2 separate regions of the Homo sapiens genome follow, and region 2 is linked to region 1. A link is an interaction called in ENCODE POLR2A ChIA-PET data of the cell type or tissue named here. Cell type or tissue: Panc1. All regions are shown on one strand. Each heading gives the region's core, and the rest is flanking DNA. Links, peaks and the distances in the headings are about the cores only.

Region 1 (2,912 bases), core at 156-2,655:
AATGTATATAATGCATTTAGCACAGGGCCTCACATGCTGAAAGCGCTCAATCAAGGTTGAATGGTTGTCATAGGAGGACAGAAGGGGATTGCCCCAGCAATATTTGCAGAGGTTATCCCAAACTCACCAGTTACAGCTTTTCATTGCTTCCATTTCTTAGTAAATTCTGGTTAATGATTCTGTACATACTGCCTTCCTCATGGGAACATGTGGAGAAAGGCTTCTGCACCCTTACAAACCATCTAGTATTTTCTCCTTTGAGAAAGGTTCAAAGTAATTGCTCCCAGCCACCTTCAACAGCGTTTTTCCACTAGCAGGGAGGTTTTTTCCCCGCTCAGCTGGAAAATGTATAGTGACATTTCAGCGTGGTTAGATATATAAAAATACTGCTTTCAACCAAGTGTAATTAATTGAGGGAGACATGCAGACAAGGTGCCTTTTGAAAAAGCGCAGAGCTTTTCAGAAACACAGTTGTCTCTGTTGTGGCCATTTCTTGATAGATTTGTATGTGTCTTAAAGGATGATCAAGATTTTGGACAGGGGAAATGGAGGAGTTGGAGGCGGGAGAGGGGAATGCCAGGAGAGGTAATAGCATCAACTGGCTGGGTGTGGTGGCTCATGCCTGTAATCCCAGCACTTTGGGAGGCTGAGGTGGGCGGATCGCTTGAGGTCAGCAGTTCGAGGCCAGCTGTCCCAACATGGTGAAACCCTGTCTGTACTAAAAATACAAAAATTAGCCAGGCGTGGTGATGGGCGCCTATAGTCCCAGCTACTAGGGAGGCTGAGGTGAGAGAATTGCTTGTACTCAGGAGGCAGAGGTTGCAGTGAGCCGAGATTGGACGGCTGCATTCCAGCCTGGGTGACAGAGCAAGACTTAATCTCAAAAAAAAAAAAAAAAAAAAAAAAAATCAACACAGACATAGTGCTGGAAATAAATGCTCTATGAGTAGGAGATTGGAATGAAGTAGAGAGCTCAAACTGCAATCTTTCCATAAGCCCGGGGGAGATGACTACTATTTAAAAGTTCAAAGTTGTGTACTGACTAACAAGCAGATCGTAAAACTGGCCAGCGTTTCAGGTTTCATAAACAGTGTGGAGGCTGAAATAATGCAAATTGCTGGCAATCTATATAATAGATTCTTGGGGAAAGGTTTGAACTATCTTCTGTTTGGTTACATATGCTCATTTTATTATTTTATTTTGGTTTTGCATCATTTCTTTTTTTCTGATTCTAGAAGTAATACATGTACTTTATAAAAAATTTGAATTCATCTGAAATATGAAAATAAAAAGTAAAAAACGACCATCATTTGCTCCCCAGATCCCATTTATTCACTCCATAAATAGGTACTGAGTGCCTTACAAGTGCCAGGAAGTGTTCTAGGGGCTGCAGGTACAGTCTTGAGATTTCTCGACAAAGTCCCTGCCCACATAAAGCTTCTGTTTAGGGGAAGTTAAGACCTGGGTTGAGAGTGAAGGCGTCAAATATTACATAAGCAAACAAGTAAGATGGTTTAGGTCATAGTAAATGTTTCATGGGCATTAATAGGGAAGGGGTACTTTTCATTTGGTGTTCAGGAAGCGCTTCTCTAAGGAGGTGACATTTTGCTGTATCAATAGCAGGAATCCAGGCAGTAAACGTAAAGGCCTTGTGCTAGAGGAAGAGACAGAAGGCCAGGGTGGCTGGAACCCAGTGAGTCAGGGTGAAGGGCAGATGAATCAGAGGGAAGCCAGACTAGGTAGGGCCTTTTAGGTTGTGATTAAAACAAACAAACAAAAAGTCTGAAATTTATTCTCATTGCAGGAGAAACTGCTAAAAAATTTTAATCAAGGGACTAACATGAACTGTTATGTTTTTTGAGGTTTTTTGTTTTTGAGACAGGGTCTCGCTTGTCACCCAGGATAGAGTGCTGTGGTGAGATCTCGGATCACTGCAGCTTCAACCTCCTGGGCTCAATGGATTCTCCCGCCTCAGCCTCCTGAGTAGCTGGAACTACAAGTTCGCATGCCTCTAGAGCCCATTAAAAAAAAAAAAAATTAAGACAGAGTCTCGTTCTCTTGCCCAGGCTGGAGTGCAGTGGTGTGATCTTGGCTTGCTGCAACCTCTGCCTCCTGGGTCCGAGCGATTCTTCTGCCTCCCAAGTAGCTGGGATTACAGGTGCCCACCACCATGCCTGGTTAATTTTTGTATTTTTAGTAGAGATGGGGTTTTTCCATGTTGGTCAGGCTGGTCTCGAACTCTTGACCTCAAGTGATCCACCTGCCTCAGCCTCCCAAAATGCTGGGATTACAGCCGTGAGCCACGATGCCCAGCAGCCCTGTTAGTTTGTGAATTTTTGGTAGAGATGGGGTTTTGCTGTGTTTCCAGGCTAGTCTTGAACTCCTGGGCTCAAAAGCAATCTGCCTGTCTCAGCCTCCCAAAGGGCTGGGACTACAGGCAAGAGCCACTGCGCCCAGCCTGGTTTTTGTTTTTAAAGGGTCATGTTGGGTACTAGATGGGGAATAAGTCCATAGCGGGGCAAGTGATGATCAATGCAAGCAGCATTTGATATAGTCCGTGATTCCTTCCTAATCAATTTTATTTTGGAGAAGTGGTGGCAGTTTCCTTGAGTGTGAAAGGTGTGACAAGGGCCCCATGGGTTGTCCTCTGGAAGATCAAGCACCTGGTTAAGACTTAGGAGAGGGAGGCCGGGCACAGTGGCTGAAGCCTGTAATCCCAGCACTTTGGGAGACCGAGGCAGGTGGATCACCTGAGGTGAGGAGTTTGAGACCAGCCTGGGCAACATGGTGAAACCCCACATCTACCAAAAATACAAAAATTAGCTGGGCGTGGTGGCGCATGCCTGTAATCCTAGCTACTCGGGAGGCTGAGGCGGGAGACTCACTTGAACCAGGGGGCAGAGCTTGCAGTG
Region 2 (2,912 bases), core at 139-2,638, 52 kb before region 1:
TGGCAAATTTTACCATAGGTATAAATAATAGAGAATGTGGAAGAATAGTGAATAGTGTCAGAGATAGTTAAAGGTCCATACAGAAGTAGAGAAGGTAATAAGTAATAGTGGCTTGGACTAAATATTTGTTGAATAAATTTTTTAAAAAACAGCCTACCTAAAATTTGTGTTGAAGATATGAATGAATGAAGTTTCCGCACCCTTATGTGGAGCCCTGATAAGTAAGCAAAAATAAGGAAGGGTCCCCAGGTTGGGGAGAGCCCCAAGTTGAGGAGAATAATGAACAATTATTGTATGAACAATTGTTAGAGACAGCTAATCACAAACAACCTGTGGGTACAATGACCTCATTCCACATGTAGCACCCTTAAGCATGACCCTGTAAAACTTTCCTCCAGCCCTTGCCTCTTTGCAGGTAGCTCCTTCTCTGCTGAGCTGCCCACTGCAACATATTTTCATAATTTCTCTAATAAATCTGCCTTTCTTTACCTACAACTATCTTGGTAAATAGCTTTACCACCTGCAAAACTGACCCTAGTTAGTTGCTACCCGATATGGTTTGGCTGCGCCCCCACCCAAATTTCATCTTGAATTGTAGCTCCCATCATCCCCATGTGTCGTGGGAGGGACCTGGTAGGAGGTAATGGAATCATGGGGGCAGGTTTTTCCCATACTGTTCTCGTGATAGGGAATACATCTCACTAAATCTGGTGGTTTTATAAAGGGCAGTTTCCCTGCACATGCTCTCTTACCTGCTGCCATGTAAGACGTACCTTTGCTCCTTCTTTGCCTTCCACCATGATTCTGAGGCCTCCCCAGCCTTGTGGAACTGTGAGTACATTAAACCTCTTTTTCTTTATAAATTACCCAGTCTCAAGTATTTCTTCATAGCAGTATGAAAAGTAACTAATACACTACCCGAGACACCTTAGGAGATTTGTAACAGCTGTAATGCCAGGTCCACCATATTTTTAGCATAAAGCAAATGTTTACCCATGATATGACTGCACAGGCTTTCAGCTGGAGCCATAGCAACTCAAGTAGTAACCCTATCTTAGTCTGATTAAAAGTAAATATTAGTCTGGGCATGGTGGGACATGCCTGTAATCCCAGTACTTTGGGAGGCTGAGACAGAAGGATTGCTTGAGCCCAGGAGTTTGAGACCAGCCTGGGTAACATGGAAAAACACAGTCTCTACAAAAAATACAAAAATTAGCTGAGCGTGGTGGCACACACCTGTAGTCCCAGCACCTTGGGAGGCTGAGGCAGGAGTATCTCTTGAACCCAGGAGGTGGAGGCCGCAGTGAGCAGTGATCATGTCAGAGGCATGTGAACCAGAGCAACTCCATCTTAAATAGGAGCTGGGAAAAATGAGGCTGAAACTACTGGGCTGCATTCCCTGATGGTTAAGGCATTCTAAGTCACAGGATGACATAGAAGGTCAGCACAAAATACCAGTCATAAAGACCTTGCTGATAAAACAGGTTGCAGTGAAGGAGCTGGCCAAAACCCACCAAAACCAAAATAGTGACAAGAGTGACCTCCCGTCATCCTCACTGCTACACTCCTACCAGCACCATGACAGTTTACAAATGCCATGGCAACATCAAGAAGTTACCCTATATGGTCTAAAAAGAGGAGGCATGAAAAATCCACCCCTTGTTTAGCATATCATCAAGAAATAACCATAAAAATGGGCAACCAGCAGCCCTCCTGGCTGCTCTGTCTGTGGAGTAGCCATTCTTTTATTCCTTTACTTTCTTTTTTTTTTTTTTTTTTGAGATGGAGTCTCCCTCTGTCACCCAGGCTGGAATGCAGTGGCGTGATCTCGGCTCACTGCAAGCTTCACCTCCCGGGTTCACGCCATTCTCCTGCCTCAGCCTCCAGAGTAGCTGGGACTACAGGCGCCCGCCACCACACCTGGCTAATCTTTTTGTATTTTTAGTAGAGACGGGGTTTCACTGTGTTAACAAGGATGGTCTTGATCTCCTGACCTCGTGATCCACCTGTCTCAGCCTCCCAAAGTGCTGGGGTTACAGGCGTGAGCCACCGTGCCCCTCCTCCTTTACTTTTTTAATAAACTTGCTTTCACTTCACACTGCAGGATCACCCTGAATTCTTTCTTGCACAAGATCCAAGAACCTTCTCTTGGGGTCTGGATTGGGACCCCTTTCCTGTAACTATCATGCCACTGCACTCCAGCCTGGGCAACAGAGCAAGGCCCTGTCTCAAAACAAAAAAAACTAATATGACTTAATACATTCATTTTGGAGGGCAAGTCTCTCAAAATGGGCCTTTCACTGGGGGAAAATGGTAAAAATACTCCCTGGTAATTCAAGAATTGCAGACTCCTGAGATGCTGCTCATATTAGCTGAACACTTACCAATACTTCACTTTTTTCCATATATACTCAAGGAACAAGTGCTATTTAAAGTGTTTCACTCTGCTGTGCTAGGTGCAAGACTATAAAGAGGTGTGAGGATCAACACTTTTATGAAAACCAACGTCATTCTGAATGTAGTTTCAGATGCTAGTGCAAAGGAAGTTCTTGGTATACGGAAAAAGTATTCAACAATAAATTAGGCATGGTTGCTTCCATTTTCTGCCTCACACACTTTTTTTTCGTGGTTAAAGTGATAAAACGTCTATGATATTTTAGATTGGCAGTTGCAAACTAGTGGTCCTCAGCGGGTTTTTTATGACACCTACAAGGTTTGAAGACTTTGATTTCATATTAAAAATCTGGGTTTCAGTCTGGGTGTGGTGCTGCACTTCTGTAATCCCAGCACTTTGGGAGGCTAAGGTGGGTGGATCACCTGAGGTCAGGAGTTCGAGACCAGCCTGGCCAACATGATGAAACTCTGTCTCTACTAAAAATACAAAAATTAGCCAGGCATGGTGGCATGTGCCT

The links. Peaks named below come from ENCODE experiments on the same cell type or tissue, not always from the same donor. Only the 100,000 strongest peaks of a DNase experiment are listed, where the experiment ranks them.
Region 2: POLR2A ChIA-PET joins it to region 1 with 10 read pairs; 4 of 35 experiments call an interaction of 5 or more read pairs at or near these places.

The regions. Positions count from the first base shown.
Region 1 is chr16:15,439,363-15,442,274 of GRCh38, forward strand. All of the region lies in intron 1 of MPV17L-BMERB1 (MPV17L-BMERB1 readthrough), which reads left to right. All of the region lies in intron 1 of BMERB1 (bMERB domain containing 1), which reads left to right. Among named protein-coding and RNA genes, the nearest start is that of BMERB1, 6.2 kb to the left of the region's middle. In Panc1, for the core only: no CTCF peak of the experiment used is centred there; DNase peaks (open chromatin) are centred at 985 and 1,701; H3K4me3 peaks cover 930 bases; H3K27ac peaks cover 1,888 bases.
Region 2 is chr16:15,387,535-15,390,446 of GRCh38, forward strand. No RefSeq gene overlaps it. Among named protein-coding and RNA genes, the nearest start is that of MPV17L, 6.8 kb to the right of the region's middle. In Panc1, for the core only: no CTCF peak of the experiment used is centred there; no DNase peak of the experiment used is centred there.